3 separate regions of the Homo sapiens genome follow, and all the other regions are linked to region 1. The links are chromatin contacts, found by Hi-C or POLR2A ChIA-PET in ENCODE. All regions are on one chromosome and are shown on one strand. Each heading gives the region's core, a stretch centred on a gene start or an enhancer-like site at or near the end of the contact. The rest is flanking DNA. Distances are from core to core; before and after follow the strand shown. Region 1 overlaps USP34 (ubiquitin specific peptidase 34). Region 2 has its middle 78 kb from the start of FAM161A. Region 3 holds the start of PEX13 (peroxisomal biogenesis factor 13).

Region 1 (2,719 bases), core at 102-2,601:
GACTGAAAACAGGTGGGAGGCAGAGCAAGCATAGAAGGCTCCACTGATCATGCCCATGCCCCCGCCAACAAGGATACCAAATTAAGATCTACATAGAAAAAACACCTTCATAAAAAACAAAAATCAGGTGAGTACTCATAGTACCTGGTTTTAACTGAAACACCTTCATAAAAAACAAAAATCAGGTGAGTACTCATAGTACCTGGTTTTAACTGCGTATCACTGAAGGGAGAAACAACAGTCCTCAATTAGCAACTACGCACACTTCCTGTTCCCCCAGCCAGCAGCAAAAGGCCTGGTGCCTAGAGCCTCTCGGTGCTGAGGGAGGGACAACACAGCAACTGCAAGCCACTGAACTCAGTGCTGTCCTGTGAGAGCAGAAAAGAAAACCAGATCAAACCCAGGTGACTCCCACCCAGGGAGGGAGCATTTAAACCAGCCCTAAAGCGGAGGGCAACTGCCGATCCCAGGAGTCCCAACTTGAGTTCCCACCAGCCTCACCATGGAGGGCTACAGCACTCCATGTTTCCAAGTAAACTTTTTGGCAGTCTGAGCCGTAAGGACTACAACTCTTAACCGATTCTTAGTAATGAATGAACTGGGCACCAAGACAGTAGAGGTGGTGGGAAGGGGGACAGGAAGCAGGGAATGAGACATACTGAGACACCAGGCGGGGCAGCCAATGGAGTGCTGGCATCACCCCTTCCCCTCGACAGGCTGCACAGCTCAGGGCTCCAAGAAAGATGCCTTCCTTCTGTTTGAGGAGAGAAGGAAGAGTGGGGGGGACTCTCTTGCATCTTGGATACCAGCTCAGCCACAGCAAGACAGGGCACCGCTCAGAGTCATGAGGTCCCCTGTTCAGGGCCCTAACTCCCAGACATTTCTACACACACCCTGGGCCAGAAGACAGGAGCTGACAGCATTCATCACCTAACTGAGGAGCCCTTGGGCCCTGAATAACCAGTAGCGATATCCAAGTACTACATTGAGGGCCTCAGTTGAGCCTCTGAGACTTGCTGGCTTCAGTGAGATTCAGCACATTACCAGCTGTGGTGGCTATGGGGCAAAACTCCTACTTGAGAAAAGCTGAGGGAAAGAGTAAAGAGAACTTTGTCTTACAGCTTAGGTACCAGCACAAACACAGCAGGGTAGAGCACCAGTTGATTCTTGGGTGTCCCTAATTCTAAGACCTGACTCTTAAATGGCATTTCTGGACCTGCCCTGGGCCACAGGGGAGCCCACTGCCCTGAAGGGTGAGTCCCAGGTAACAGAGCGTTCATGACAAGCTGACTTCAGAGACACTGGGCCTTAGAGAAACATCGGTGAGTCTGGCAGTACCCCTTGTGGCCTGGGGGTGGCGGTGGCTACGAGGTGAGGTGGAAATGGGAAAAAGAGTGAGAAGTACCAGTCCTGTGGTTTGAATGCCAGCTCAGCCACAATACAAAAAGTATTGCTCTAGTATCTTAACTCCCAGACAACACTTCTGGACCCACCTGGGGTCTAGAGATCTTGCTGCCCTGAAGGAAGGATGCAGGTCTGGCTGGCTTTGCCAACTGCTGATTGCACAGCACCAGGGCCTTCAGCAAACATGGGAGGTAGCCAGAGTGCAGTTACAGCAGGCCTTGGGTGAGACCCAGCATAGTCCTAATTTCAAGACTGACCCAGCACAGTCATGGTGGCCACAGGGGTGCTTGTGTCACTCACTCCAACCCCAGCTTTAGGTGGCTCAGGACAGCGAGACCGTGTGTTTGGGAGAAAGTAAGGAAAGAGAACAAGAGTCTCCACCTGGTAATCCACAAATTATCCAGATCTTGTCCAAATCCATCAAGGTGGTACCTGTATGAGTCTGCAAGAACCACAGAATTACTGGGCTTGGGGTACCCCTAAAGCAGATACAGCTTAGATCACAATACCCAAGTTTTTTTCTTTTTGACATGGAGTTGCCCAGGCTGGAGTGCAGTGGCACGATCTCGGCTTACTGCAAGCTCTGCCTCCCAGGTTCACACCATTCTCCTGCCTCAGCCTCCCGAGTAGCTGGGACTACAGGTGCCCGCCACCACGCCCGGCTAATTTTTTTGTATTTTTAGTAGAGACAGGGTTTCACCATGTTAGCCAGGATAGTCTCGATCTCCTGACCTCGTGATCCACCCGCCTTGGCCTCCCAAAGTGCTGGGATTACAGGCATGAGCCACCGTGCCCGGCCCCAAGTTCTTTCAAATATCTAGAAAGCCTTCCCAAGAAGGACAGCTTCAAATAAGGCCAGACAGTGAAGACTACAATAAATACCTAACTCTTCAATGCCACTCAAGAACATCTACTAGCATCAACGCCATCCAGGAAAACATGACCTCACCAAATGAACTAAATAAGGCATCAGGGACCAATCCTGGAGAAACAGAGATATGTGACCTTTCAGATAAGGAATTCAAAATAGCCGTGTTGAGGAAACTCAAAGAAATTCAAGATAACACAGAAGGAATACAGAATTCTATCAGATAACTTTAACAAAGATTAAAACATGTAAGAAGACTCCAGCAGAAATTCTGGAGCTGAAAAACGCAATTGGCATACTAAAGAATGTATTAGTCTTTTGCAGCAGAATTGATGGCAGAGAAGTAAGAATTAGTGAGTTCAAACACAGACTATTTGAAAACACCCAAGTCAGGAGAAAAAAGAAAACGGAATTTCTAAAAATGAAGCATGCCTACGGGATCTAGAA
Region 2 (2,700 bases), core at 195-2,694, 350 kb after region 1:
TTTTCTTTTTTCATCATTCAAAGCTGAGCCAAATCCTAGCTAACACTAAACCTTATATATGTTTCATTATGTACTTTATTTAAAAAAATTTTTTTTAGACAGGGTTTCAGTCTGTCACCCTGGCTGGAGTGCAGTGGCACCATCATGGCTCACTGCAGCCTCGACCTCCCAGGCTCAAGTGATCCTCCTGCCTCAGTCTCCTAAGTAGCTGGGACTACAAGTGCACACCACCATGCCCAGTTAATTTTCTTTTTTTTTTGTAGAGACAGGGTTTCACCATGTTATCCAGCTGGTCTCGAACTCCCGAGCTCAAGCAATCTGCCTGCCTCAGCCTCCCAAAGGGATAGGATTACAGACATGAGCTACTGCACCTAGCCTCACCATGTACTGTTTGCTGTTGTTGTTGTTGTTTGAGACAGAGTTTCACTCTTATCACCCAGGCTGGAGTGCAATGGTGTGATCTTGGCTCACTGCAACCTCTGCCTCCCAAGTTCAAGCAATTCTCCAGCCTCAGCCTCCCGGGTAGTTGGAATTACAGGCGTGTGCCACCATGCCCGGCTAATTTTGTATTTTTAGTAGAGACAGGGTTTCTCCATGTTGGTCAGGCTGGTCTCGAACTCCCAACCTCAGGTGATCCGCCCGCCTTGGCCTCCCAAATTGCTGGGATTACAGGCGTGAGCCACCACACCCGGCCCTCACAATGTGCTTTCTTATAAGTCAAACTCTACCAGGTAACTTATAAATCGTAAATGAATCCCACTCCAAATTTCTGAATTATTCCAGTTTTTATGTGACATTTTTGATGGGATAAATGAGCATTAGTAGTAAATGTGCTATATTGAAAGAGAAACACAAAAAATGGGAGAATGAACATGAATGTATTATTTTTCTAATATATTGAGTGTGGGAGTCTTAAACCTTCCAATTATTAAAAGGGTCAATGATGGATCCAGTAGTTTAAATTATAATGTTAATATTTGGGCCTGGAAATATATTTTTAAATTATTTATATTCAATCAGCTTTAAAATATTGTAAAACTAGAAAACTGTAATTCAAATTATCTTCTTGTAACATCACTGCTTTAGGAAGTTTCTAGTTCCAAGTAAGATGGAGTGAGCAAATCCCAACCTATCTCTCCTACTGAATGTAGCTATTAACCTGGAAAGAATGCATGGCTCCCAAACTTGAGGACTGAAAAGTAAATCGAAACAGAAAGGTTGGAGAAGAAGGCATGAATATGAAGTACCACTGAACATGCAGAGAGCTTACCATTTTTTCCCCTCTGATATCCCTAGTCTGGACTTGTGCAGCCCAAAAGCCTGAAGTCCAAATCAGTGTGGACAGAAAGAGCTCCAGGAGAAGGCTTCTAGATCTGGCTTGAGGGGTGGAAAAAGAGTTTCCTAATATACAGACAAAGTGGGGGAAATCTCATGTGCTTTGTTTTTTGTTTTGTTTTGTTTTTCTTTTCTCCATTCTCTAGCACCCAAACCTCAAGTAATCCTATAAAAGCAGAAGTGAAAATGACATTAATGGTAAGAGGAGCAGGCAGGTGCCTAAAACTTTGAGAAAAGAGAACTTTCCTCTCTGATCAGAGGTGCTGTGTTCCCAAAAATCAGAGTAGGGTAAATGGCAAACCCCCACTGCTTTCTTTTTTCATCTCTGTCCTCCCACTGCCTCGCTCCAGACATAAGCGTAGTTACGGAAAGTGAACAGAAAAGTAGCGTATGTACTTGGCTGGGCACAGCAGCTCATTCCTATAATCCCAGCACTTTGGGAGGCCGAGGTGGGAGGATCACTTGAGCCCATGAGTTCGAGACCAGCCTGGGCAACACAGTGAGACACTGTCTCTACAAAAAATACAAAAATCCGTTGGGTGTGGTGGTGCGTGCCTGTAGTCCCAGCTACTCAGGAGGCTGAGGTGAGAGGATCTCTGGAGCCCGGAGGTCAAGGCTGCAGTGAGCTGAGATTGCACACCTCAGCCTGGGCAACAGAGAGAGACTCTGTCTCAAAAATAAAATGAAAAACAAAACCCAAGTTTTCTGATCAGAGAACTATAAAAGGGAGCCCCAAGGAATTGGGATAAAACTAGGAAATTGAGTAGAGGAAGGAGCAAAAGTTTATGATTTCTGAGGTAACTCCCAAGCTGTACATGTGTGGATCTGATCCTCAACACTGTACCACAGGCTGTGAGAACTGAACTACACAGTTCCTGCCTCAGACCTTGACTGACCACTGGGTCAAGAACATTCAGGACTGATCCAAATAACACTGCAAAGCCTTTAAAAACAGAACTGATATTAAAATTACAACCTAGAGAAGTCTAATTGGAGTTTACAGTCTAATCCCAACCTGACTGATTATGGCTAACACAAAAATGTCAACATTCACTCCAGGATTTAAACAAAACCTCTAGTCTCGTAGCATAATATTCAAAATATCCAGGATACAATCTAAAATTACTCAGCATTTGAGAAACCAGAAAAATCTAAACTGGGAAAAGATAATTGATAGACACTAACACTAAGATGACACAGATGTTGGCATTATCTGACAAAGACATTAAAGTAGGTGTTATAAAAATATTCCAAAACATCCTTGAAATAAATGAAAACATAAAAAAAAGAAAGTCTTGGCAAAGATTTCCCTTTTTTTTTTTTTTTTTTTTTTTTTTTAGGACAGAGTTTTACTCTTGTTGCCCA
Region 3 (2,865 bases), core at 227-2,726, 410 kb before region 1:
AAAATAGACCCCAAAAAAGACCTCTTTTGAATGTGTGTTAATAAACGAGCTATGAATTTACAAACCTCTCAACATCATTTTCACCTACCAACAATTTATCAACTTCTCAAGAATGTTAACATTAAAAGGAGAAAATACGTTACGTCTTAAATTTGGTTTTTTCATCGTGAGATAATTAAATGCCAGGATTTCATAAGATATTAGAAATCGGTTGTCCATATTAGATTTATTATGTTTGAAAGCAAGCCCTGAGAAAGGCATTCCACAATGTAAGTTTTCCAGTGTTGGTTACCCTCAAGATGTTTGCTTTTCGTTTATGTGTTTGTTTTATAGAAATAACTCTGTAACAAGTTGCTACAAAGCCGCCTTTCATGTGTCAGGCTCCCTAGGAGGACTGAATCCCTCCTCCCCAAATCAAGGATAACTAGCCCAGTCTCTGGCTTACTGGAGGAGAGGAAGGACTTTATTTTCACCTCTTGGACGATTACAAAAACCAGTCATCGAAAACGAGAAAAGGGGCAGGGTATAAGAAAAACTAGCGAAATGACCAGACTGAGTCTCATATCCTAAGATCTTTTAAAACTCATTTCCCTACCGAAGGGTGTCATTCGTAACGCGGCGTGGGGCTGGGGGTGTGGATTTACGGAGAAAGAGGTGATCACACTTCACTGGGCTTCTGAAACATTCAGCTCTGGAATCTACTGTGGACTCTTGAAAAGTTCATCCCGAGATCTAACCTCAAGCCTCAGTTTTCGCCAAGCAAGCCCTTCCCCCTTCGGTCAGGTGCAACAAACTTCCCACTCACCCCTCCTTTGCTAACAAAGCCGCTCCAGCAGGAGAGAAACGAACTCTCTCCCGCCACACCTCTTTTGCACCCAGTCTGCACTCCTTCACCTCTTACCTACCCGCCTCACCTTCTCCCCAGACGCCGGAGCCTGAGATTTAACCCCTTCCGGCCCTCGAAGGGAAGAGGGAAGACTAAAGACAACGCACCTATTGCGTCTAGCAATTCTGTTCCCCGAGGAAACGTGCGTTTTAGAACAAAAGTACCAGCCCGCTCTCGCTAGGACTAAGTGAGCTTCTCCCTTCTTGTTTGTAGAGGAAATCCGAAAAACTGCCTGGTTTGCCACCTCACCCTACCTCCCCCACGAGCGAAGGAGTGCGTGCGGCTTTACTCCCAGCCCGACTGGTCCACTCCCAGAAAAGCCTCGGTGGGACTCCGACGTCTAGGGAGTTGTAGCCGCTACCAGAAATATCGATGAGCCTTTACCCTGAGGTTTAGAAAGGCAGCTCTTTCTGGGGCAAATACAAAGAGCGTGTTTCTTCCTACAAATTAGTGGCATCCTCCCGCTGTATGGATTCAGCTGGCAAAGTAACTCAAGCCTTGTCCTGACTGCAAGGGTGGGCGGGGTGGACGGCTCGGTGTTCTGCCCGTTGTGTCTTACGCTCCAGGTGCTGGTCTACGCGGGCCTGGACAGTCAGGGGTAGGAGCGGGAGCCGAGAGGAGGCGGAGGAGATGGCGTCCCAGCCGCCACCTCCCCCCAAACCCTGGGAGACCCGCCGAATTCCGGGAGCCGGACCGGGACCAGGACCGGGCCCCACTTTCCAGTGAGTGTGGGATTCTTCAGGCTGTGAGTTTAGTGGGCCCGAGCGGGGACTTGGCAGGAGGCGGTTGTAGCGGTTGTTAGTGGAGGTATTCCCTTCCCCCCTTTAACCAATACCCAACCTTGGGGATAGGGGCCGAGGTGGAGCTGGGGCGCTTACCAGTGGGGACTTTAGTGTCTCACAGCTGTTTCTGACCCGGCAGCTCTAATCAGCAACGTTTTTTTCGGGAGCTCCTGGGCGTCTCTCTGGGTCTCTGTGCTTGAAAGAAAGGGGGGCGGCTTCCTACCTACCGCTTCTGTTTTCACTTTGACAGAATGGCTTCTCTATCTTTAAAGCGTAGACTTTGGTCTGTAGCAGTTGAGAGCGGCATTTGTCCAGCCACGGCATCGACAGGGAGCAAAGTCTCTCCTTAAAGGTGTTAACCTCTCGAGAAGTTGCTGAAAGCCGGAAAGGTTTTACGCAACAGGAACTCAAGCCCCGTACACTTTGCATTCTTTTCCAGCATAACTCAGCCAGTGTTTCGGATCGAGATTGGAGAAGCAACTTTAAAGCAGGAGTTCTAGATCTGAGGCCTATGGATGGACTTTGTGTGCAAAATAGTGTATTTTTCTGAGGCCTGTATTTTTTTTTTGTTTGGTTTTTAATCAGTATCAGTTGGTTTCTAGGACTTTAAAAAGGCTAAAACATGCAGAGTTGGGAGTGTTTCGTGGCCTCGTGTGGCTTTTGTTTGGTAGTGCTGGACATCTTAATTCAGATAGGTGTGATTCAAATGTCAAATCACCTACTATTGTAGGTTTTCCTAAGCGTAAAAACCCCAACATATTGGAATGTATTTCTGCTGTATTCTGAAATCTTTTATTTAAACACTAAAATGCTTTAACACAGTAACGACTTAGTTTAATAAGGATATATACATAACAAGTAATAAGTTTGATTAGGCTGGTAAGCCACGGTGACATTATCTGCTACCTTTTTTTTGAGTGGGTTCTTTTTTCCCCATTTAGGCTGCTTGTCGAATGAGAGAGGTTTTATTTTTTGCATCTGTTAAAGTTCTTTTTATGTAAAATTAACCATTTTCCCACTTTATCGTGAAATATTTTAAACACAGAGACCAGTAGAGAGTAAGATAATACCTATATATTCACTACTCAACTTTAAACAGTGTTAACATTTGCCAGACTTATGTCGAATTTTTCAAAATAAAAGACGGCTAAACTCTCCCATTCTTCTTTATAGTGGTGACTATTGTCCTTATTTGGT

What was found. Hi-C counts contacts between places; a loop is a spot of excess contacts on that map. ChIA-PET counts read pairs that join two places held with the same protein, here RNA polymerase II (POLR2A). Pooled maps may share reads with other maps.
Region 2: a loop to region 1 is called in a pooled map, with 2.7 times the contacts of the local background. The contact joins two enhancer-like sites. A Hi-C loop is called at or near these places in 1 of 168 maps with a recorded cell type or tissue (gastrocnemius medialis), 2 of 37 single-sample maps with no recorded cell type and 9 of 50 pooled maps. POLR2A ChIA-PET finds 5 or more read pairs at or near these places in 3 of 52 experiments (GM12878, OCI-LY7 and naive thymus-derived CD8-positive, alpha-beta T cell).
Region 3: a pooled map shows a loop between it and region 1 (2.5-fold over the local background). The contact joins the promoter of PEX13 here to the enhancer-like site in region 1. A Hi-C loop is called at or near these places in 2 of 50 pooled maps. POLR2A ChIA-PET finds 5 or more read pairs at or near these places in 2 of 52 experiments (HCT116 and activated CD4-positive, alpha-beta T cell).

Annotation. Positions count from the first base shown.
Region 1 is chr2:61,425,125-61,427,843 of GRCh38, forward strand. The region is part of intron 1 of USP34 (ubiquitin specific peptidase 34); the gene reads right to left. Among named protein-coding and RNA genes, the nearest start is that of SNORA70B, 9.1 kb to the left of the region's middle. RefSeq lists enhancers at 48-725, 726-1,403, 1,404-2,081. Within about 2 kb of position 1,352, at least 10 of the 41 ENCODE cell types and tissues checked have a DNase peak (open chromatin) inside an H3K27ac peak, as active enhancers do; they include OCI-LY7, where a contact is called at or near this core.
Region 2 is chr2:61,774,632-61,777,331 of GRCh38, forward strand. No RefSeq gene overlaps it. Among named protein-coding and RNA genes, the nearest start is that of FAM161A, 78 kb to the right of the region's middle. Within about 2 kb of position 1,445, at least 3 of the 41 ENCODE cell types and tissues checked have a DNase peak (open chromatin) inside an H3K27ac peak, as active enhancers do; they include OCI-LY7, where a contact is called at or near this core.
Region 3 is chr2:61,016,244-61,019,108 of GRCh38, forward strand. PEX13 (peroxisomal biogenesis factor 13) reads left to right here and starts at 1,477. Exons shown (of 4, transcript NM_002618.4): 1 at 1,477-1,608. The coding sequence starts at 1,517. PUS10 (pseudouridine synthase 10) reads right to left here and starts at 2,012. Exons shown (of 18, transcript NM_144709.4): 1 at 1,765-2,012. RefSeq lists an enhancer at 1,884-1,933.